2 separate regions of the Homo sapiens genome follow, and region 1 is linked to region 2. A link is an interaction called in ENCODE POLR2A ChIA-PET data of the cell type or tissue named here. Cell type or tissue: IMR-90. All regions are shown on one strand. Links, peaks and the distances in the headings refer to the core of each region. The heading gives the core; the rest is flanking DNA.

Region 1 (16,716 bases), core at 6,276-11,275, 340 kb before region 2:
TAACAAGCAGCAGGACTGGATCCCAAGAACTTCAGTTAATTGGAATTACAAAAGTCCAGGCAGATTTGAAAAGGATAAACAGAACTTCTAGTAATGAAAAATATAGTCTCTCAAATTAAAACCCCCCAAACCTCAAGGGTGGGCTGAAGTGTGATTAGACAGGACTGAATGAAGAATTTGTGAACAGAAGGACGACTAGAGGAAGTTAGGTTGCATGTAGCACATAGAGACAGCACTGGAAAATATGAAAGAGAAGTTGACATATGAAGGGTAAAATGAAAATTATTCAATAACCCAATAGGAATTTCAGAAGAAGAAAAAAAGAGGGAAATGGGAAGAGGTAATTTTCAAAGAAAAACATGGCAGAGAATTTTCTAGAATTTAAGAAAGATATGTGTAATGTAAATGAAAGAGCCAGTACCCCATTGGAAAGCATTTAGAGCAATTGGCTCTGCATGGCTGCTGCTATCTTTTAAAATAATTGTCAGTATCTAAGAAAGTTTTACCTTTATAAATAATGTAATCAGTTGGAATGTGTTTTTAGGTTTCTTTTCTCTGATGAATTACAGAGCTTTGGCTATTTCCATATTCGATATGACAGGGTGTTGGTGTCATTAAATAATGATTCAGACACAGAACAGTCTTTTAGGGATTATTTTAAAAAGATTAACTTTCTTCACACTTTGAGAATTTATAGGTAAGCAGATGAGGGGATTCTTGGGCCACATTTATCTTTCAGACTTCCAGCTCACTGGCAATCTAATAAGTTATTCACACCCGTTAGAATATGAGCAGTAAGATAAAGAGCCAGCAGACATATGGTCTCATTATTCTGTTCTTTTTTCCTTTTGATTACAATATGCTATTTTCATGTAGGACAGGCCAGGATGTATTTTAAGTCCCTGGAGCATGTTTCCCTGAAGGTTGCTCTTAAAATTCTGTGTTCTGCCAACTGAAGGGAAATTTGTTTTTGCCAAAACACAGTAAATAATTGAGAGCAATCTTAATCCTTGGTTCTTAGTGGTTCACTGGCTTCTTTTTGAAGCTCATCACCTTTGTGATTTGTGATCTTTTGAGTATAATTGGCTGCTTTTCATTAACACTTATTTACTGTATACATGGGTGTCAATATATGTTTAAGTATGCCTGGTTCTTGGTACATTTATGATAACTTGCTCCATTCATTTTATATTAAAAACAAATTTATATTCTGACAGCATACTTTTCATATATTTTTTCTCTTATTAACTGTTTTTTGTTTGTTTGATTTTTGAGATCTTTTTAAATGTATGGTCACCATAAAACAATGAGTTTAAACCTTTATGCATTAAGAAAATTGATATTTTTCATGAAAAATGATAGTGTTGCATCGAATTATGAATCTAGTTTACTTCTAAGCGAAGACTAGATAAGTATTTGAGAACATTCAATGGACAGCAGTTCAGTCTTAAAAACCATTAAGTTTTTTCAAAGATCTGAGACTGATTCACAGCTTCTTTTACTAATGGTGTGTGTGTGTGTGTGTGTGTGTGTGTGTGTGTGTGCACTTGCATGCGCGCAGCGTTTTACACCAAGGAGGTAAGGGTGCAAAGAAAAAACTCTGGCCCAGGAATCATGGTTTTTCCTTTGGGGTTCCTCCTCTGCCATGAACTACCTGGGAGTGAGTTGAACTAGCTGAAATCTAAGGTACGGAATATCCTGGATTTATAATTCTATGATAACTCATTTTTATTTTCTTTTTTTAAGTAACTGAAATATGCAGTATTATAGCATATAAATTATTTCCGTCTTTGTTGAACTCATGATTCTAAGAAAATAAGTTTTATAATGACTATTAGAGTACTTCATTTCAGTCTGAGGATTGACTAAAACCTTATATATCATAAAATTAGTACAGAAAATGCTCTGAAAGTGCTAGGTAACACCCACAATTTCAAAATCTTTTGAAAGGTCAATTGAGCTATCATTTGGCATTTTTATTACAAGTTTTTTATTTGGAGGGGGCATGTGCTTCAGATATTTTCAGTTTAAACTGCACCTAGTTTATTTTTTCATCAATTGAACTGTCAAATCTGTTAAAATAACAGAAAGGAAAAAAAATTCTTGTTCTCCTTTTGTAAGAGAATATTTGAGGTTATGAAAAACCTTGTTTTTTTTCCTCAGAATATTTGAGATTTTTCTGCTCTGCCGTGAAGCACTATGGAACAAAACCAGGCTAAGATAATTCCATCAAGCACTTAGCCACACCCACAGTGCCTAGAATGTACGTAGTAAGCATGCTTAACAGTGGTGCTTGTTGCTGCGGTATTCCTTATGTCATGAGACAAGGGATTTTTTTGTATTTCAAATAGTTTTTGTCTAATATACTGTTACTGTATAAAATTCAGAAATAAAACCATTTTGAAGAAAGCCTTATCCTATATCACTAGATGCCACTAGAGAGTTATATGGGTCTCTGGATTCTACTATAGAAGACACTTTGGTTCCGTTATTTCTGGCAATATGTATATGTTTGTGGTGCTAAAATGGAAAATTTTGAAAAGTCCATTTCACAAATAGCTTCCTTTTTTTGGTGTACTATGGTTTTCACAGCTTTATTGAGGTATAATTTACATACCATAACATTTACCTATTTTAAGTATTCAATGATTTTTAATAAATATATGGAGTTGTGCAGCCATCACCACAATCCAGTTTTAGAACACATTTCTGTCACCCCAAAAAAGATCCCTGCTGCCTGATTGCAGTCATTTTTTTCCTCCCATCTCTATCCCTAGACAATCCGGATCTGTTTTTTGTCTCTAAAGTTTTGCCTTTTGTCTATGTTTCATATAAATAGAAGCATGTAATGTTTGGTCTTTTGTGACTAGATTTTTTCAGATTTAGCATGATTAAGGTTCATCCATGTTGTAGCATTTATCAGCTGTTCATTCCTTTTGTTACTAAATTATATTCCATCATTATGCGTTTTTACATTTATTGCTAAATCTTTGTATTATATCAGAATTTTTAAATTAGTGAATGGAATTATAGATTATAGTTTTATTCAATAGAAGTTTCTGTGGTGATGGAAATGTTCTGTGTTAAACTGTCGAATACAGTAGCTACTAGACTTTAAGAAGCCAGAGGGATGTGTGGGTGGTTGACCTTGTCTAACTGGGCCCTTCTCAAACTCTCCTACTCATGCCTTCACCCCATAGGGCAGGACCTCAACTGGCCTAGCAACCAGGTTGCCTCAGGTCTTTGGCCATGCAAATATTATCCTTCTTTGTGTGTGTGTGAAGTGAAAAGGGATGACAAACACTGACTAGGGGTCCCTCCTCTACATTCCCATTCTGCTGTAGGTACTAATTGGATGGGATTGTCATTGCCTGCTTGTTGTACTGTTCTTCAATCAGATTAGGAACTTCTTGAAGCAGTTCTGTCTTATTTTATTACTATTTTTATCATAGTGTCGCACACAGTGTCATTCACATGGGCAGCTAGTAAATACTTGTAGAGTCAACAATTGAATTATTTTTGTTTCTGATTATTGTTATCATTATGGTTCAACATAGCACTAAGAAGAGGAATTTTTCTTTAATGTTCATGTTAATCTGATAACTTGGTCTTACAGATAAAAACTAGCTCTCTTCCACCACCACCACCACACACATCTTTTACGTAAAGACTTTTATTCTTAATTTTTGGCAGAACAAAATTATTTTGTGAAAGCCTCAGGACTTATTCTATTAATAAAATAAACATCACCATTAACTGTGTTTGACCAAGGCTATGCTTAATATCTAGAATTTAAAAAGAGAAAGGGAAGCCTCCGTATACTTCAGTCCTCAGCTCTGGCAGCTGCCCATCGGACAAAGGAACAGGACGATGATGCTGGCGTCGGTGCTGGGGAGCGGCCCCCGGGTGGGCCTCTGCTCTGGCCCCTCCTGGGGCCCGCACTCTCGCTCTGGGCCCGCTCCTCTTCCGCCACTGCCATGGACCACGAGAAGATGGTGCAGGAACACTCCAGGGCTGCCATCTCTTTCTTCAATCAGTCAGCTATGAACCTGACAGCTGAGAAGCCATCTGTCATCTCACGCTGTCCAGGACCCTCTATCCTAGCTGCTGAGTCTTTTCCACTCTTCTCCACTTTAAACTCTTTGTGGACAGAACCTTCTCTTTTTGTTGTTTTCATACCCAGTGCTTAGTACAGTGCCTTATACATTAATGTTTGTTGGATGATCTGGTAGAAATGACAGAATATGGAATAAATGTGTCCTGATTCTGGTAGAAATGACAGAATATGGAAAAAAACCGTATCTTGATTCAGGTAGACATGACAGAATATGGAATAAATGTGTCTTGATTCAAAATGGTTGTATAGCTAACATTTTATTTTTACCTAGAGATGTTGTAAAGTGTTACATAAAGATGTATGTGAAGCATTAACACTTCCAGCCCCATGACTTAAAAAATATATATCTATACATTTAAAATTTTCCTGAGAGTCAGAGAGATTAAGTAACTTGGTCAAGATCACTAGTAACTGTCAGAGCTTGGAATCAAACTCATATTTGAATTAGGAGAGGTTCCTTGTAACTACTCTGCCAAGGAGTCTTTCTAAGTTATAGCACTAAATTTTTGATCACAGCTGAAACTCAGTAGATTTGAAATATTCATGGCTCATTATTTGCTCTCAGAGTTTTCTTTTGGCATTTACATGATGTTTGATTATTGAAAGATAGAACTTTGGTTTTGTGATGAGTTAGGGGTAATGCTTCCATACGTAATATTACTATGTTTTTAAAACTTCCCTGTGATTTATTGGTAAAGTGTTCTGTGTTTCTTTTCCCTACCTCCCTCTCTTTTGTCCTCTCCTTTTTTCCTTCTCTCTCCTCCTGCTTTTCTCTTCTACCCTCTCCCTTGGCATTCTCATCTAGCTAACATATATGTCTGTGTTATGTGAATAGATATAGTTTTTTAAAAAAGAAAAAAAGGCTATCTTTTTAAATATCAGAAGCATGCTACAAATCAAATGTTAGAAGCAAAAGAAATGTAAAAGATAATTTGATGTATACCTTATGAGGAAATAAGGATTCGTGAAGTTATCATGTTTTTTTCTAAAGCATTTTAATCTAAAATTCATTGGGTATGGTGCATTGGCCATGAAACCTGAGGAATGGGGATGGGAATATAAAACATTTAAGTGTCCTGTCCGTATTGTGAAGAAGCTCATAGTCTAGTAAATAGAGGAAATCACAATTTAAAAAAGTAATTAGCAGTAATATAACATTTTATATGCAATTTGTGATTTTTAAATAAATTAGACCTACTATAGGAATCTGGAATATGAACAAAATTATGTAGGTCAAGTTACTCAGAGAAAGTTATATAGCTGAAGTCGAATCTGTAGTTCTTAAAGTGTGGTTGGAATTTGAATACTGATGAACACAAATGATGATATAGCATCATTTTGTTTTTCTGTGGCTAGAGTCTGTTTTCTAGGCATCTAAGAGGTATTTAATTGCTGGGTTTACTAGTTCTATAGTTTTTCCCGTGATTATAGCAGAAATCTTTGAGGGTGTGCTTTTTTTCCCTTTTGAAGTGCAATCTGTTTTAACCACTAAAACATTTAAAGAAGTATGTAAGATGATATAATCTGACACTGTAGCTTTCTCTATGACATACAAAGGTCATTTTTGGTCTCTTCCTGCATATCTTACCAGCCTAATCTCTCGTCACTTCTCTCGCATACTATTTGCCAGTTTCTCTGAAGTTTCCTGTTCTCTCTGCCTCCAGGGCTATAAGTGTATTACCTTCTACCTGGATCACTGCCTGTTTACAGATTGTCTCCTCCTCACCTCTTCAGGCTCAGAATAGGTGGTCATTGTATTCTAGGAAGCCTTTTCTCACCTTACAAAAACTGAATTAGATGCCCCTCCTGAACATTCCCAAAGCATCCTGACCTCACCTTATCCTGCTGTATTTTCCAGTTTACTTGTCAATGGATATTAAGCAAGCTTCTTGAGGTCAGGAATCTTAAATCTTTGCTGTTATTACTGTCCACTGCTGTATCCTCAGTGCCTACATATGTATATATATTTTATATGTAATATATAAATATATAATACAAATATGTGTGTGTGTGTGTATATATATATAAAATATATTTATATAATTATTATTATTTTTTAGACAGAGTTTTTGCTCTTGTTGCCCAGGCTGGAGTGAAATGGCATGATCTTGACTCACTGCAACCCCCTTCTCCCAGGTTCAAGTGATTCTTCTGCCTCAACCTCCCGAGTAGCTGGGACCACAGGTGCCTGCCACCTCTCCTGGCTAATTTTTGTATTTTTAGTAGGGACGGGGTTTCACAATGTTGGCCAGGCTGGTCTTGAACCCCTGGCCTCAGGTGATCCACCCACCTCGGCCTCCCAAAGTGATGGGATTACAGGTGTGAGCCTACACGCCTGGCCACCCCAATACATTTTTAATAAATGTTTGTTGACTAGGGACATCTCTTTGGAGTTAGACAAAGGACCTTTTAGGTGGTAAATAAATATCATCTAACATATCAATTTATTTTTAAAAATAACTTATATTAGTGTCTCTGAACTATTTAACCTGAAGATATAACTATCAATTTGATCATCTTGGTACACAATGAAGTACTTTCTGTACTGTGAACGTTCAGAGCATATTTGTTAATTTAGTGTTTTAGATTTTCTTTCATATTCTCTTATGATGCTTGCCTGTTAATATTGCTATTCCAGCTATTTTTGGTGTGTGAGGAGGTGTATTTATATGTTACATATTTTTTATCCCCTTGTTTTTTATTCTGTTTTTGTGTTAGGGCTATCTCTTGTAAGCTACATTTACCTAGATTTTATTTTCATATCCATTTTGATAATCTCTACTTTTAATGGGTGATTTTAATCCATTTATATTTATTGTGATTACGGATACATGGGGACTTATTTCTACCATTTTTTGTGCATTTTTGTTTTTATCCTTTGCCTTTTCTTTCCATGTGCCTGCCCTCAGTTAGATAATCAACTTCTTATTTTTCCTCTGTTTTTCTAATGCTGTAGATTATATTTCTGTTTTTAAATTTTAAATTAAATTTTGCCAATAAAGTTTAGTATTATTCAGTATTTTTCTCCTATTATAAGTTGATGCAAAAGTAATTGGGGTTTTTGAAAGTAAGGTGGTAAAAATAAAATTACTTTTGCACCAGCTGAATATATCAAAGTTGTTAGCATGCCTTACCATCTAAACATTTCCTTACCTATCTTATTATTTTTTAGAGTTTGAGTTTTACACTTTTTAAACCCTCAAACATTACTTTAAAAATACTAGTAGTTAACATTTTAGTAATTTTCACAATAACTTGTTTCTTATAGCCCATGGGTTCCATCTGCTTCCACTTTTCTTCTTGATGAACTGCATCTTGTAAGAGCTTTTTAAAGAGATCTTTAATAGGTGGTAAAATTTCCTAGCCTTTATATATCTAAAGAATACTTCTCTTTCATTCTCAAATGATGGTTTGGCAGCATACAAAATTCTAGACAGTTATTTTTCCTCAGTTTTTTGAAGATATTACTTCATTGTTTTCTGACCTCTGTTGCAGCTGCTGAGAAGTGTACTCTCAGTCTTTCCATTGAGGTAATCTGTTTTTTTTCCCCTTTGATAGATTTTTAAAAGATTATGTTTTTATCGTTGATAGAATGCGGTTTCTTTACATTGTATCTAATATGGATTCATGTTTATATAGTCTAATACTCTTTTTTCTGTTTAAGTTTTTATCAAGGTATAACTTGCATAAACTTTAGGCTCAATTAAATTTTGTATACATGTATACCCATGTTACCACCACCTAGATCAAGATTTAGAACATTCTTAGCAAGCTACACAGATCCGTATGCCCCCTGCTAGTCAGTACACCTATCCTAAATTCATTCAAAACTCTTTGATGATGAGAGTATACATCTCCAGTTCTGGGAAATTCTCAGCCACTAATTCTTCAGGTATTGCTTCTCCACCAGTGCCTCCAGTGTCTTCCCTCAGAACTCCATTAGCAAACATTGCAGCCTCAGTCTTTGTCACTTAACTGCTCTTTTCTGTTTTTTCGTTTTGTTTTGTTTTTTGTTTTTAATGTTTGTATCTTTTTGTCTGCCTGTATGAAATTCTGCGTAGTTCATTAGTGCTACCTTTCAATTTACTAATTCATACCTTCACTATTCCCTGTCTAGAATATATTCTGTTGTTTCTTTTTATTTCAATTACTTAATTTTTCATTTTTAAGATTTCTAATTCGTTTTTTTATTTCTACCTGATACCATTTTTTTTTAATTTCTTGTTCTTGTGATGGCTCTTTTACTTTCATTTATGTTTTTGGATGTCCTCAAGTACTTATTTTACAATCTTTGACAGATTGCACTAAATAAATTGCTTCTGAAAAGAATTTTTGTTACAATTACTGATTTTGTGGCTTGCTTTCTTAGCTTTTGATTTCTTCGTGTGTCTCAGAACTTTCTTGTGCAATTTACTTTTAAGTGGAAAGTTTATGTTTTAATGTCTTCCCTCCTACGCAGTCCCCCCTCGATCCTTGCCACCATCCAAGGAATTTTGCAATTGATATTGGGGATATTGGCAGATACAGCCCCGGAGCCAGAGGGTGGCTTGACTTTGTTCCTGGTACTGAGGCAGTATTCTGGTCCCCACCTTCCTAGACCCATGGTTGCTGATTAAAATCATAGTCTCAGTCAACAGGTTTTGATTGTGCATTTTATCAGCCTCACATTATGAGTAGAAGAACCCTGACTTAGCCCTAGCTCCAAATAGTGAATCTGATTTGAGTCCCCTATATCCAACAGACTACTTTTAGTTCCCTTTAATCCCCAAAGGAAACTGTTGTACCTCTTTTCCCCTGTTTGCTCCAAACCTGCTCCTAAATCCAGAAGCTAGTAAGCCTGGAACTTCAGGTCTTCCTCCATATTTTTGAGTTTCCAGATATTTTCTGTTGCAGAGAAATGATCTGTATTTGACTTCAGTTGTGTCTTTGATTTTCTCTTTTTATGCTTTATATGCTTTATTCATTTATACTGTGTGCTGCCAACAGGTTTTTTGAACTTGCCCTAAGATGTGAACCCAGAAGTACTGTTAATTGTAAAACTTTTCTTCAGGGAATATAGTCAAAATGTTTGAAAAAGTAAGGGGGATATGGAGTCTGGAATTGATTTGTTCAGAGGTGGATACACATTTGTTGCTGATGTCTTTAAGGTTGATTTCATTTTTACATGCTCAGTAATCTTTGTAATAGCTTTTTTATTATCACAAGTATAATTTATGTCCATTATAGAGCTTTTGGAAATTACAGCAAAGCATACACATACACACACACACACAAACACCCACACATAATGAGAATTACTTGTATTTCCACAACCCAGAAATAGCTACGGAATATTTTGGTATTTATTTATGTTTTATTCATACGTACATATATACATAGTAATATTTATATTTTAAAAAACAAAACAAACCCAGTCTTGTTTTGTAGGTGAAGCGGTGAGTGCTGGAGATGCATTATGTGAAATTGAGACTGACAAAGCTGTGGTTACCTTAGATGCAAGTGATGATGGAATCTTGGCCAAAATCGTGGTAAGTTTTTATTTTAATTTTCTTCAACAGGATGAAGATTTCTTGAGTGGAAAGTTCATTGTAGTAAAATTACCTTTTATTTTTGCCTCCTTATTTTTAATGTGTATTGTCTACTACATAATACATTTTTAGTTCAAGTGTTTAAAATGTTTTAGAGTTAAGGTCTAATAGCCTATTTTTCTGTATTTTCTAAATTTTCTGTAATGTGCGTTATTTTTATAATGGAATATTAGAGCTTATGTGAAAAGTAAGTGAAATAAAATGCGTAGAGCTACATATGGTAGAAACATGACTATTTAGCATTGTGTGGTATATTCCCTGATTGAGCCAACCAGCGTGTTTGTTTCTTAACTTCCAGAACCTTTACTAGGTAGTATGGTGGAGCATCTAAGACTGTGGACTCTGGAATCACCCCGCTGACTGATTCATGTTATATCTAAAAAGTTCTGCCAGTTATTAGTTACGTAATGATAAGCAAATTCTTCATCCCCTGTGCCTTTTTCTTCATGTTAAAGTAGAGATGATAATAATACCTACTTCATAGGACAGTAGGGAAGATTGAGAGAGTACATATATGCTCATCTCAAGACCTGTTACCCAATTGCTCAATAAATGTTACTTTTCCCATTATTAGAACTGTTTCCTCAGCTCTTGGTGACCATTAGTCCCCAAGTCAGTCTGTATGTTTGCCTAATAATTTGTATTGGTTGGTTGCAACTGGATAATAAGTATCCATTTGTGCCTCTGGAGTTCAATTTGTACAGATGAGCTGCATGTCTATTAGCAGTCCCTTGTGGATGTGTTTTTATTTCTGAGCCACCAGCTTACCTCTGCTTTGAGCATAGATGTAACACCTTCCTTTGTATATTCTATTCAAAGACTACACTTCAGAATGCTATACTCTAACTAGGTGCAAATCTAGAGACAATTTTTTATTTGTTTTTCTTTCTAGAAAATCCTCTTTTCCTTTTTTTTTTTTTTTTAGCCACTTATGTTGTATTTTTAACTTCGAATATGTCAAACTCCTTTACTTGTCATCTCTCATATTAGATACTAGATATAACATTCCAGGTTGAAACATGTTGATAATACAGTTAACTTCCTTGTAGGAATATGAATCAAAGCCTAAAATTTCTGTACATTTGTAACTAGGAAAATATAAATATTCATACCAAAAATAGTTTTCTTGACTAATTTATGCAGCATATTGAAACAGATTGCTTGAATTACCATGTAATAAACCCAGCTACATTTTATTATGTGTGCTTTTGGCAAACTGTGTTCTTGGCCCCAATTCTGGATTGTTTGGCTGTGGAAATCTTCCAGAATTGATAGCATTTTTCCACTTAGCTGCTTAGTAATACATTTCAAATTGCTAACCATGTCAGTGGGTCAGCAGTGCCAATTCATCTGGCCCCTATGCTCTGAAAAAGGTTGGGAGTGGGAGTGCATATAGTTGATAGTGGCTTTGGTGGCACAGCTATTTTCTTGCCAAAGAAAAGACTGTATATTTTAGGCCTTTGTGGCTTTATTATTATTCCACATGCTTTTTGGATAATATTTGGGAGTCTCTTCACAACAAGATGTTGCAATTTTATCAGGGACAAACTAGTAAATCTTTTTTTCTTCTGTTTTTTGTTTTTGTTTTTGTTTTTGTTTGAGATGGAGTTTTGCTCTTGTTGCCCAGGCTGGACACGATCTTGGCTCATCACAACCTCCGCCTCCTGGGTTGAAATGATTTTCCTGCCTCAGCCTCCCAAGTAGCTGAGATTACAGGCATGTGCCACCACACTCAGCTAATTTTGTATTTTTAGTAGAGACGGGTTTCTCCAATTTGGTCAGGCTGGTTTTGAACTCCTGACTCAAGTAATCTGCCCACCTTGGCCTCCCAAAGTGCTAGGATTATAGGCGTGAACCACCATGCCCTGTCAAAACTAGTAAATTTTGATACAAAAATACTTCAGTTATTATACATTTAAAGATCAGTTCATCAGCTTATTCTTAAAGTTAGTATTTAGCAAATTGAACAGCAGCTGTTTTAAATGATAAATTAATAAAGTAGAATCTTAGGATGACATATTTGGAGGGTTTATTAGAGGTTCTCTAATTTGGCTTCCAGTGTATTTGGGGTTGCTATATAATTTGGCACACCAATTAGGATATTTGTGAGGATGAAAAGGGTATAAGATGTCAAAATTATTTACATTTATGTAATGTTTGCAATGTATTTATTGACTAGCAATATATTTATTGATAGATTTTTATTGATAGACCATTATTCAAAACAATTTTCAAAAGTAGAATTTTTTCTAAAAAATAGCATCCATGGATATTAAAACAAATTTTTTTTAAAAAAATGGTTTTTTAATTGATCATCTGAATACTAAAAATAGCAGAATAATTATTCTCGGTACTATTCACCTTCTTCAGTTGGTTTCTTCACTTTATCTCACTCAAATACTGTCATTGGTATTTTTCTAAAGAATACATTTTTAAATATTACTGTATTCGTTAGATACCCCTTCCCCACCCTTATTTTTTCATTAAGTTGCCCACAATCCCATTCAAAGTTGCCTTTTAATGGTTTGAAAGTTTATGGTTGAAATTTGAAGTTGTAGAGGCTTCAAATGATTCTTCTGTCTAGACCGTGATATTTTTAATTGAGAAAATAGCCTCTCAGAGCTCAGAGCAGTTCTATTAAATGGAAGATATTCTCAACTCTAATTTTTTCTTTTTTTAATGTTTGTTTATTTATTTATTTATTTTATTATTATTATTATTATTATACTTTAAGTTTTATGGTACATGTGCACAATGTGCAGGTTAGTTACATATGTATACATGTGCCATGCTGGTGTGCTGCACCCATTAACTCGTCATTTAGCATTAGGTATATCTCCTAATGCTATCCCTCCCCCTTCCCCCCACCCCACAACAGTCCCCAGAGTGTGATGTTCCCTTTCCTGTGTCCATGTGTTCTCATTGTTCAATTCCCATCTACGAGTGAGAACATTCGGTGTTTGGTTTTTTGTCCTTGTGATAGTTTACTGAGAATGATGATTTCCAGTTTCATCCATGTCCCTACAAAGGACATGAACTCATCATTTTTTATGGCTGCATAGTATTCCATGGTGTATATGTGCCACATTTTCTTAATCCAGTCTATCATTGTTGGACATTTGGGTTGGTTCCAAGTCTTTGCTATTGTGAATAGTGCCGCAGTAAACATACATGTGCATGTGTCTTTATAGCAGCATGATTTATAGTCCTTTGGGTATATACCCAGTAATGGGATGGCTGGGTCAAATGGTATTTCTAGTTCTAGATCCCTGAGGAATCGCCACACTGACTTCCACAATGGTTGAACTAGTTTACAGTCCCACCAGCAGTGTAAAAGTATTCCTATTTCTCCACATCCTCTCCAGCACCTTTTGTTTCCTGACTTTTTTTTTTTTTTTTTTTTTTTTTGAGACGCAGTCTTGCTCTTTGGCCCAGGTGGGAGTGCAGTGGCGCAATCTCGGCTCACTGCAAGCTCCGCCTCCCGGGTTCACGCCATTCTCCTGCCTCAGCCTCCCGAGTAGCTGGGACTACAGGCGCCCGCCATCACGCCCGGCTAATTTTTCTGTATTTTTTTAGTAGAGACGGGGTTTCACCGTGTTAGCCAGGATGGTCTCGATCTCCTGACCTCATGATCCACCCGCCTCGGCCTCCCAAAGTGCTGGGATTACAAGCGTGAGCCACCGCGCCCGGCCTGTTTCCTGACTTTTTAATGATCGCCATTCTAACTGGTGTGAGATGGTATCTCATTGTGGTTTTGATTTGCATTTCTCTGATGGCCAGTGATGATGAGCATTTTTTCATGTGTCTTTTGGCTGCATAAATGTCTTCTTTTGAGAAGTGTCTGTTCATACCCTTTGCCCACTTTTTGATGGGGTTGTTTGTTTTTTTCTTGTAAATTTGTTTGAGTTCATTGTAGATTCTGGATATTAGCCCTTTGTCAGATGAGTACGTTGCGGAAATTTTCTCCCATTTTATAGGTTGCCTGTTCACTCTGATGGTAGTTTCTTTTGCTGTGCAGAAGCTCTTTGGTTTAATTAGATCCCATTTGTCAATTTTTGGCTTTTGTTGCCATTGCTTTTGGTGTTTTAGACATGAAGTCCTTGCCCATGCCTGTGTCCTGAATGGTAATGCCTAGGTTTTCTTCTAGGGTTTTTATGGTTTTAGGTCTAACGTTTAAGTCTTTAATCCACCTTGAATTAATTTTTGTATACAGTGTAAGGAAGGGATCCAGTTTCAGCTTTCTACATATGGCTAGCCAGTTTTCCTAGCACCATTTATTAAATAGGGAATCCTTTCCCTATTGCTTGTTTTTCTCAGGTTTGTCAAAGATCAAATAGTTGTAGATATGCGGCGTTATTTCTGAGGGTCAAACTACCATCAGAGAATACTACAAACACCTCTACACAAATAAACTAGAAAATCTAGAAGAAATGGATAAATTCCTCGACACATACACTCTCCCAAGGCTAAACCAGGAAGAAGTTGAATCTGAATAGACCAATAACAGTATCTGAAATTGTAGCAATAATCAATAGCTTACCAACCAAAAAGAGTCCAGGACCAGATGGATTCACAGCCAAATTCTACCAGAGGTACAAGGAGGAACTGGTACCATTCCTTCTGAAACTATTCCAATCAATAGAAAAAGAGGGAATCCTCCCTAACTCATTTTATGAGGCCAGCATCATCCTGATACCAAAGCCGGGCAGAGACACAACAAAAAAAGAGAATTTTAGACCAGTATCCTTGGTGAACATTGATGCAAAAATCCTCAATAAAATACTGGCAAACCGAATCCAGCAGCACATCAAAAAGCTTATCCACCATGACCAAGTGGGCTTCATCCCTGGGATGCAAGGCTGGTTCAAGATACGCAAATCAATAAATGTAATCCAACATATACACAGAACCAAAGACAAAAACCACATGATTATCTCAATAGATGCCGAAAAGGCCTTTGACAAAATTCAACAACCCTTCATGCTAAAAACTCTCAATAAATTAGGTATTGATGGGATGTATCTCAAAATAATAAGAGCTATCTATGACAAACCCACAGCCAATATCATACTGAATGGGCAAAAACTGGAAGCATTCCCTTTGAAAACGGGCACAAGACAGGGATGCCCTCTCTCACCACTCCTATTCAACATAGTGTTGGAAGTTCTGGCCAGGGCAATTAGGCAGGAGAAGTAAATAAAGGGTATTCAATTAGGAAAAGAGGAAGTCAAATTGTCCCTGTTTGCAGCCGACATGATTGTATATCTAGAAAACCCCATTGTCTCAGCCCAAAATCTCCTTAAGCTAATAAGCAACTTCAGCAAAGTCTCAGGATACAAAATCAATGTACAAAAATCACAGGCATTCTTATACACCAATAACAGACAAACAGAGAGCCAAATCATGAGTGAACTCCCATTCACAATTGCTTCAAAGAGAATAAAATACTTAGGAATCCAACTTACGAGGGACGTGAAGGACCTCTTCAAGTAGAACTACAAACCACTGCTCAATGAAATAAAAGAGGATACAAACAAATGGAAAAATATTCCATGCTCGTGGGTAGGAAGAATCAATATTGTGAAAATGGCCATACTGCCCAAGGTAATTTATAGATTCAATGCCATCCCCATCAAGCTACCAATGCCTTTCTTCACAGAATTGGAAAAAACTACTTTAAAGTTCATATGGAACCAAAAAAGAGCCTGCATCGCCAAGTCAATCCTAAGCCAAAAGAACAAAGCTGGAGGCATCATGCTACGTGACTTCAAAGTATACTACAAGGCTACAGTAACCAAAACAGCATGCTACTGCTATCAACTCTAATTTTTTCATATTGAAATAGTTATGACAGATTGTGAGGAAAGATAGTTTATATTCCCCATGAATCAAAAGCTAAATTGTTACATCCACTTTATACCTTTTAAACTTGTTTTTTTAAAATACAGACACCATCTTGAGGTGCTGCATGATAATTTTGATCAGTTGGATATAATTTACAGATTTGATAAATTATTGATTTGGTAGCGATTATATTGGATACCATCTCTGATGTTAGACTACATTTAAATCCTGCCTCTGCTACATACTTGTCTTGTGATCTTGAGCAAGTTACATAACCTCTTCGTGCCTTAATTTTCTCATCTATAAATGGGAATAATGATAGTATTTACCTCAGAAGGTTGTTAGGATTAAATGAGTTAATGCTGTGCTGGAACAGTGCTTGGCACTTGAAAGCCAGACAACTGTTATTCAAGGGCTTAATGAATGTTTCTTCTTCCCCTCTGTATTTTAGCTTATCATTGGTTTGTTCTCATTTTCAGTATTTCTTATGTACTTCCTTATAAACCAAAGTTCATTGTTCATATAAGATAAACAGTATACATTGAAGAATCAAAACAGTTCAAAATTGTATAATGATTCACACCATGATGGAAAATCATAGTGATGAACCAGATAAGTCAGTCACGTGACTCAGGTCATCTCCACTCACTGCTGCACATGCTCTGTCAGTAGTCACTAGGTAGCTTTCAAACTGCTCTATTTTAAAGAATAAAAGTACTTAAATAATTACTTAATATATTGATTTTAATATCAGAATTAAAACAGACAATATTTACTTGTGCCTTTAATGGAATGAGCCCTCTCAATTTCTCTGTTGGACATACTGCTGTAAATGTTTTGCATCTCATATCCCTGTGTACACAGATGAGATTAGGTGAGCTGTTTGTAGCACATTTGCAGGTGATTGATTGGTTAAGATGTGAGAATGTCTCTGGTACAGAAGCCTCACACTAGTGACCTGGGCTTGAGGGATAGAATTCAGCCTCTGTCTGAGAATTATGAAGAAATAGTTTGTCACAGACCTTACTACCCATTATCGTATATGTTGATGTTTGCCCTTTAGTGCTGCCAGCCACATGCTAAGCCTTTAAGCATGAATTTCTAACCCATACCAAGGGGTCAGTCCCCTGTAGTCTAATCTTGATCCATGTTGAATGTATTGTTTTA
Region 2 (5,000 bases), core at 1-5,000:
AGAGAAAGAGAGAGACAGGGTTATGTCCACTTTAGAGAAGCAGGACAATGCATAAACTGGAATGCCACTGCATCCTTAGTTTTTCTTGTTTTGTGTCAATCAAGCAATGTGACATGCAAAAAAGCAGTATCTGGAGCCAGATTAAAAACTCGTGAGTTGGAGGCTCAAATTCAATCTTATTAAGACACTAATAGGCAGCAAAATATTTTCATTGGTTCTGGTTTTGGAGATATACTCAGAGCTTGAAGATTTTTTCTTTTGGCCACTGTTTCCACCTTGGATTCGATATTGAAGTGCATCTGATTGCCCATATTAATTGGGTTGCAAAAAAAAAAAAACAAAAGCCAGCTATGTCAGAAAAGAATCAGCTATCAACAGCAAAATGGGATGAGGAATTTTTGAATAACCCATAATTTCATGCTAGAAATGCTGTTTCCGATAAAATGACTGAATGGATTGCATTTAGCCCTGGGAAATTGTCCTGAGCTGGACTTGCTAATTTCCATAACAACAAACATGTCCAGCACACTTCAGCATGAACCTGAGCTTCAAGCAATTCACTGGGGAACCTCACAGATAGTCCAACACCCTGATATATGCTCATCGGCCAATTCTACAGTCACTTCAATGACATGGAGCAGGAAAGCATGTGCTCATTAGCAAATCAAAGACTAAATATGAAGGGACTTCACCCCCACTCCTCCCAGGCCTGGGATGTGGATTCGTGACCACATGACCAAGCCTCGAAGGCCAGAATTCCTGACACGTTCATATGTCTTCAAAATTGGAGACCAATAAACAGTAAGGGTTGCTAAAGGCCAGAATATTATTTCCATGTGGATAGAAGTGCCTGGGAGGGTGAGTGGATTTGCTGCAAAGTTTAAGTAATGTAGAAAGCAATGCAGAACACTCAAACTGCCATGGAAGTGCTTCATGGTCCATCCTCTTGATTTTTTTCTATTCAAACTTTAGCAAAGTGAATTAGAAAACCTGCAATGCAGATAACATTTGGAGGTGTTTTCTCTCTTGCACTTACAGCTTTTGTCAAAGTTTCCTCCTTCTACTGGTCAGAATTAGTGACCAAACTGGACATAGATCCCTGTAGAGGTCTTAGTTTCTCAAAGAGTGGGAGAAGACCATCTGCTCCAGGGAAGCTAAATGAAATGAAGATTCCAGGGCCTATCCAGAACCAACGAATCAGAAGCCCTAAAACTAGGGATGCGAGATGTGCATCTTATCAAACCACTGGCCCACGAGCTCCTAAAACAACCTTAGGAGAGCCAGATTTCTCTTACCAGAACATTCTTTGTGATTTCAAGTCAGGGGTCTGTCTCATGCCTCCTTCTTGGTCTGGGGTAGGAAGAAGAATTGTTTGTTGGGGGACATCTCATAACTAAAATCTTGCAAACCCAGGGCAAAGTTGGAGCCTGGCCTCATTTGCATGCAGGGGATGGCATCAGACCTAGCTTGCTATCTTAATGAGAAGTCAGTGTCCCTTTCTTCCTCTTACCCCACCCTTTCCTGGGCCCTTTCGAAGGGTTGCCAGGACACCAGGACTGGTATGAGATGACTGCTCAGTTGTGGTTGGTGGCCAGGATTCTCGATTGCAAGCATTCTCAAATCTAAGGATACTTCTGGAATTGCTGGCATACATTTATGTTTATTATTGCATTCATTTTTCCAAAATGTCATCAAATGGTCTTTGGACAATTAAGTCGACTGGGAAAAATGATTGGTAAGTATAAAAATATCCTCTATTTCTCTACTGGACAGGCTTTTTGTCTTAAAAAACCCACCCACCCAATCAAACTAGGAATTGCTGGCATACATTTATGTTTATTATTGCATTTATTTTTCCAAAATGTCATCAAATGGTCTTTGGACAATTAAGTCGACTGGGAAAAATGATTGGTAAGTATAAAAATATCCTCTATTTCTCTACTGGACAGGCTTTTTGTCTTAAAAAACCCACCCACCCAATCAAACTAGGACTTGAGAATTTTAATTTCAAGCTTTCCTGTGTGGATGGGCTGACATGCTGACATTGCTTTTTTGGTTCCTGCCTCAATGGCCATATGACAGCCTTCAAATGTTGCTAATAATAACTGTCAGATATTTGAAATGCTTCTTTTGTTTTTTAAGTATTAGTTTTAACAGACTGCACTGAAGTTGGAGGGCTGAAGACAGGTCAGTCTCAGGCCACCCCACTCCCTCTGTCCTCCCTGACACCAGCCTCTGGAACCATTGAGAAAAGATGTTCAACTACCCTCAACGTCTTTATTCTGTACAAGGGCCGAGGAGGCAGGAAGGATATTTTGTGGGCTGTCCCTGGGTTTTACATTTTTTTTTTTCTTCTCTGTGACCATGATGGCAAAGAAACCTTCAGTTAATTCTCGGTACATGACTCACGCCACATGGCCTTTTAAAAAAAGAAATTCCACATCCAGGCAAAAACCACATTTTAACTAAAGATTAAAACCACTTTTTTTTTTTCAAATGAAATACAGAGTTAGGGGAAGAAATTGGTCTAATATTAGCAGCCTTGGTTGGATAATCTGAGCATTTGTCTCTGATTTAAATACAAATTTGGGCCATGCAAATCCCCTTAAGATTCACCTTGTCTTATAAAGTTACTGAAATAATGTTCTAGTCATTCAAAAGAAAATAATACTAATATTTTTGAAATAGTTGAAAGATCTAAACCATAAAGGTATTGGAAGAAAATAAAAAGTCATATTGTATTAACTTGGAGAAGCTATTCCTAAGCAAAATCTAAATTCTAAATTCTAAAGAAAAGTATTGATAGCTTTGACTAAGTACAAATTTAAAACTTCTAGAGGCAAAAAGCACAGTAAATTTTTAAGACAAATGTCAAGTGAAGAGGAGGATTATTTGCAACTTGTGACACATGAGCTAATATTCTTATACAAAAAGAGAGCTTGAAAATCAATCAGGAAGGGACGAATACCTCAACAGGAAAATGACCAAGTTCATGAACAATTCACAAGGCAGGCGAAAGGGGAGGGGAAGGAGAAGTAAAGATATGCATATCCCATGAGATTACTTTTCACCCAATAGGACTGGAAAGCATTAAAGTGACTGGCAATATCCAGAGCTGGTAAGCAAGCAGGGATGGGCACACCCTCAAACCCCAGTTAATGGGAACATAAAATAATACATTTTTCTGAATAGCAATCTGGTAATGTGCTTCAAAACTGTCAATGTGCATACCATTTGACTCTGAAATTCCACTTATCCTGAGGGGATCATCATACAACCTTGCAGAGATGTATTTGTAAGGATGTTTGTCACAGCCCTGTTTAATAGACATGCCTTAAATATACATCACTGTGGCTAGGACAGGGTGGGGTTTGCATTGTAGTACATACAGTGCATTATTATGCAGTTTAAAAAATGGTAGTAAAGTCTATTGCAATAGATACAACTTTTATGATACGTTGACCAGTAAAAAAATAACTATTTATAAAACAATATATACATACATAGTAAGAACTTGAAAGATATATAACTAAAGACTAATTAAAAGGTTATGACCAGTTATCACTGGGTGATAGAATAATTGGCAAAGCTCATTTTCTTCTTCAAAATTGTATTCACTGCCTGAACTTTTTCACATTGAGCCTGCAGAAATTTTATTTTATTTTTGTTTTCTGGTTATGAGCCTGGTATGAGATAAAGTATGAGATACCAGGCTTATAACCAGAAAACAAAAATAAAATTAAACCAGGTTGGGTTTTTTTTTTTTTCTCTTTTTCTTCAAGTGAAGATCTGTATGGATAGAGATACTTAGTCATGGAAAATTTATAAATCAAGAAGGAAATTTTGAAGTGTTTTCCTTCATCTTCGGAAACTGGGTAAAGAATCTAGACCCTTAAGATTGTATATATTCCAGCTTTGTCTGAAACTCCATTTTCTACTAGCACTGAATCCTCATTGATTTGCAAGATGGAAGTTTTATTTGGCTTCCCAGGTGGTTGGCATTATTGGTCTGTTAGGTCGCTTAAGGGAAACCTGACTGACTGCTCAGTAGCCGTGGAGCAACAGGCCCTGCTGCGTCATGCAGTGGCACCTCCCTAGCATTGCATGGGCACAGGTTCTGCAACAAGGACCTGAATGATGAGCTATGGGTTTCAGAATTTGCTTGCCTCCCTGCCACCTGTTTTATGATTCAGTCTTAGTTTTGTGACCCAAGGACATATGTGCAGAAATAAAACAATGATTGCAAGCTGAAAGTAAAACACTAGTCTTAAAAATTCTCAATTGTAAGGCATTTCTTTCTTTCTTTCTTTTTTTTTTTCAGATGGAGCCTCACTTTGTCACCCAGACTAGAGTGCAGTGATGCAATCTCAGCTCACTGCAACCTCTGCCTCCTAGGTTCAAGCAATTCTCCTGCCACAGACTACCGAATAGCTGGGATTATAGGCGCCCCCCACCGCACCTGGCTAATTTTTGTATTTTTAGTAGAGACAGGGTTTCACCATGTTAGCCAGGCTGGCCTCGAACTCCTGACTTCAAGTGATCCGCCTGCCGAGGCCTCCCAAAGTGCTGGGATTACAAGCATGAGCTACTGCGCCCAGCCTAATTGTAAGACGTTTCTTATGTATTTCTTCTTGTTCATTTTTTGGTTTGTTTTTGTTAGATTCAGTCCAAGATGATAGTCCAAAAAATGATTTTTCTCTACATATCTCTGGGGTCCTCTTTGGCTTTCTAGGTACTGGAACTAAGTAACAAAGGGGGAACTGATTCTTCATCAATGCCAAGTTAACTCTGGGGAAAAATAATCCATTAGAGGTTCGTGTCGAGGTCAAAGACTTGGCCGAATTTTGTTAGAAAAAGTCTCACCTAACATACCATTTACTTTGTAAAAGCTGCTTCTCCTACTTTTGAAAATGTATTTACCAAAATCTTCAAAGAGTAATATTTTGTGATAGCATTTTCCAAATCACAGGTGAAATGTTTATTGAAAAATATCCTGTTAC

The links. ChIA-PET counts read pairs that join two places held together with the same protein. Peaks named below come from ENCODE experiments on the same cell type or tissue, not always from the same donor. Only the 100,000 strongest peaks of a DNase experiment are listed, where the experiment ranks them.
Region 1: POLR2A ChIA-PET joins it to region 2 with 5 read pairs; 3 of 35 experiments call an interaction of 5 or more read pairs at or near these places.

Annotation. Positions count from the first base shown.
Region 1 is chr11:34,937,962-34,954,677 of GRCh38, forward strand. It overlaps PDHX (pyruvate dehydrogenase complex component X), which reads left to right. Exons shown (of 11, transcript NM_003477.3): 3 at 9,545-9,645. It overlaps MIR1343 (microRNA 1343), which reads left to right and starts at 3,876; the gene lies at 3,876-3,959. In IMR-90, for the core only: no CTCF peak of the experiment used is centred there; no DNase peak of the experiment used is centred there.
Region 2 is chr11:35,286,962-35,291,961 of GRCh38, forward strand. The region is part of intron 7 of SLC1A2 (solute carrier family 1 member 2); the gene reads right to left. Among named protein-coding and RNA genes, the nearest start is that of SLC1A2-AS1, 7.6 kb to the left of the region's middle. In IMR-90, for the core only: no CTCF peak of the experiment used is centred there; DNase peaks (open chromatin) are centred at 2,390 and 3,010; H3K27ac peaks cover 656 bases.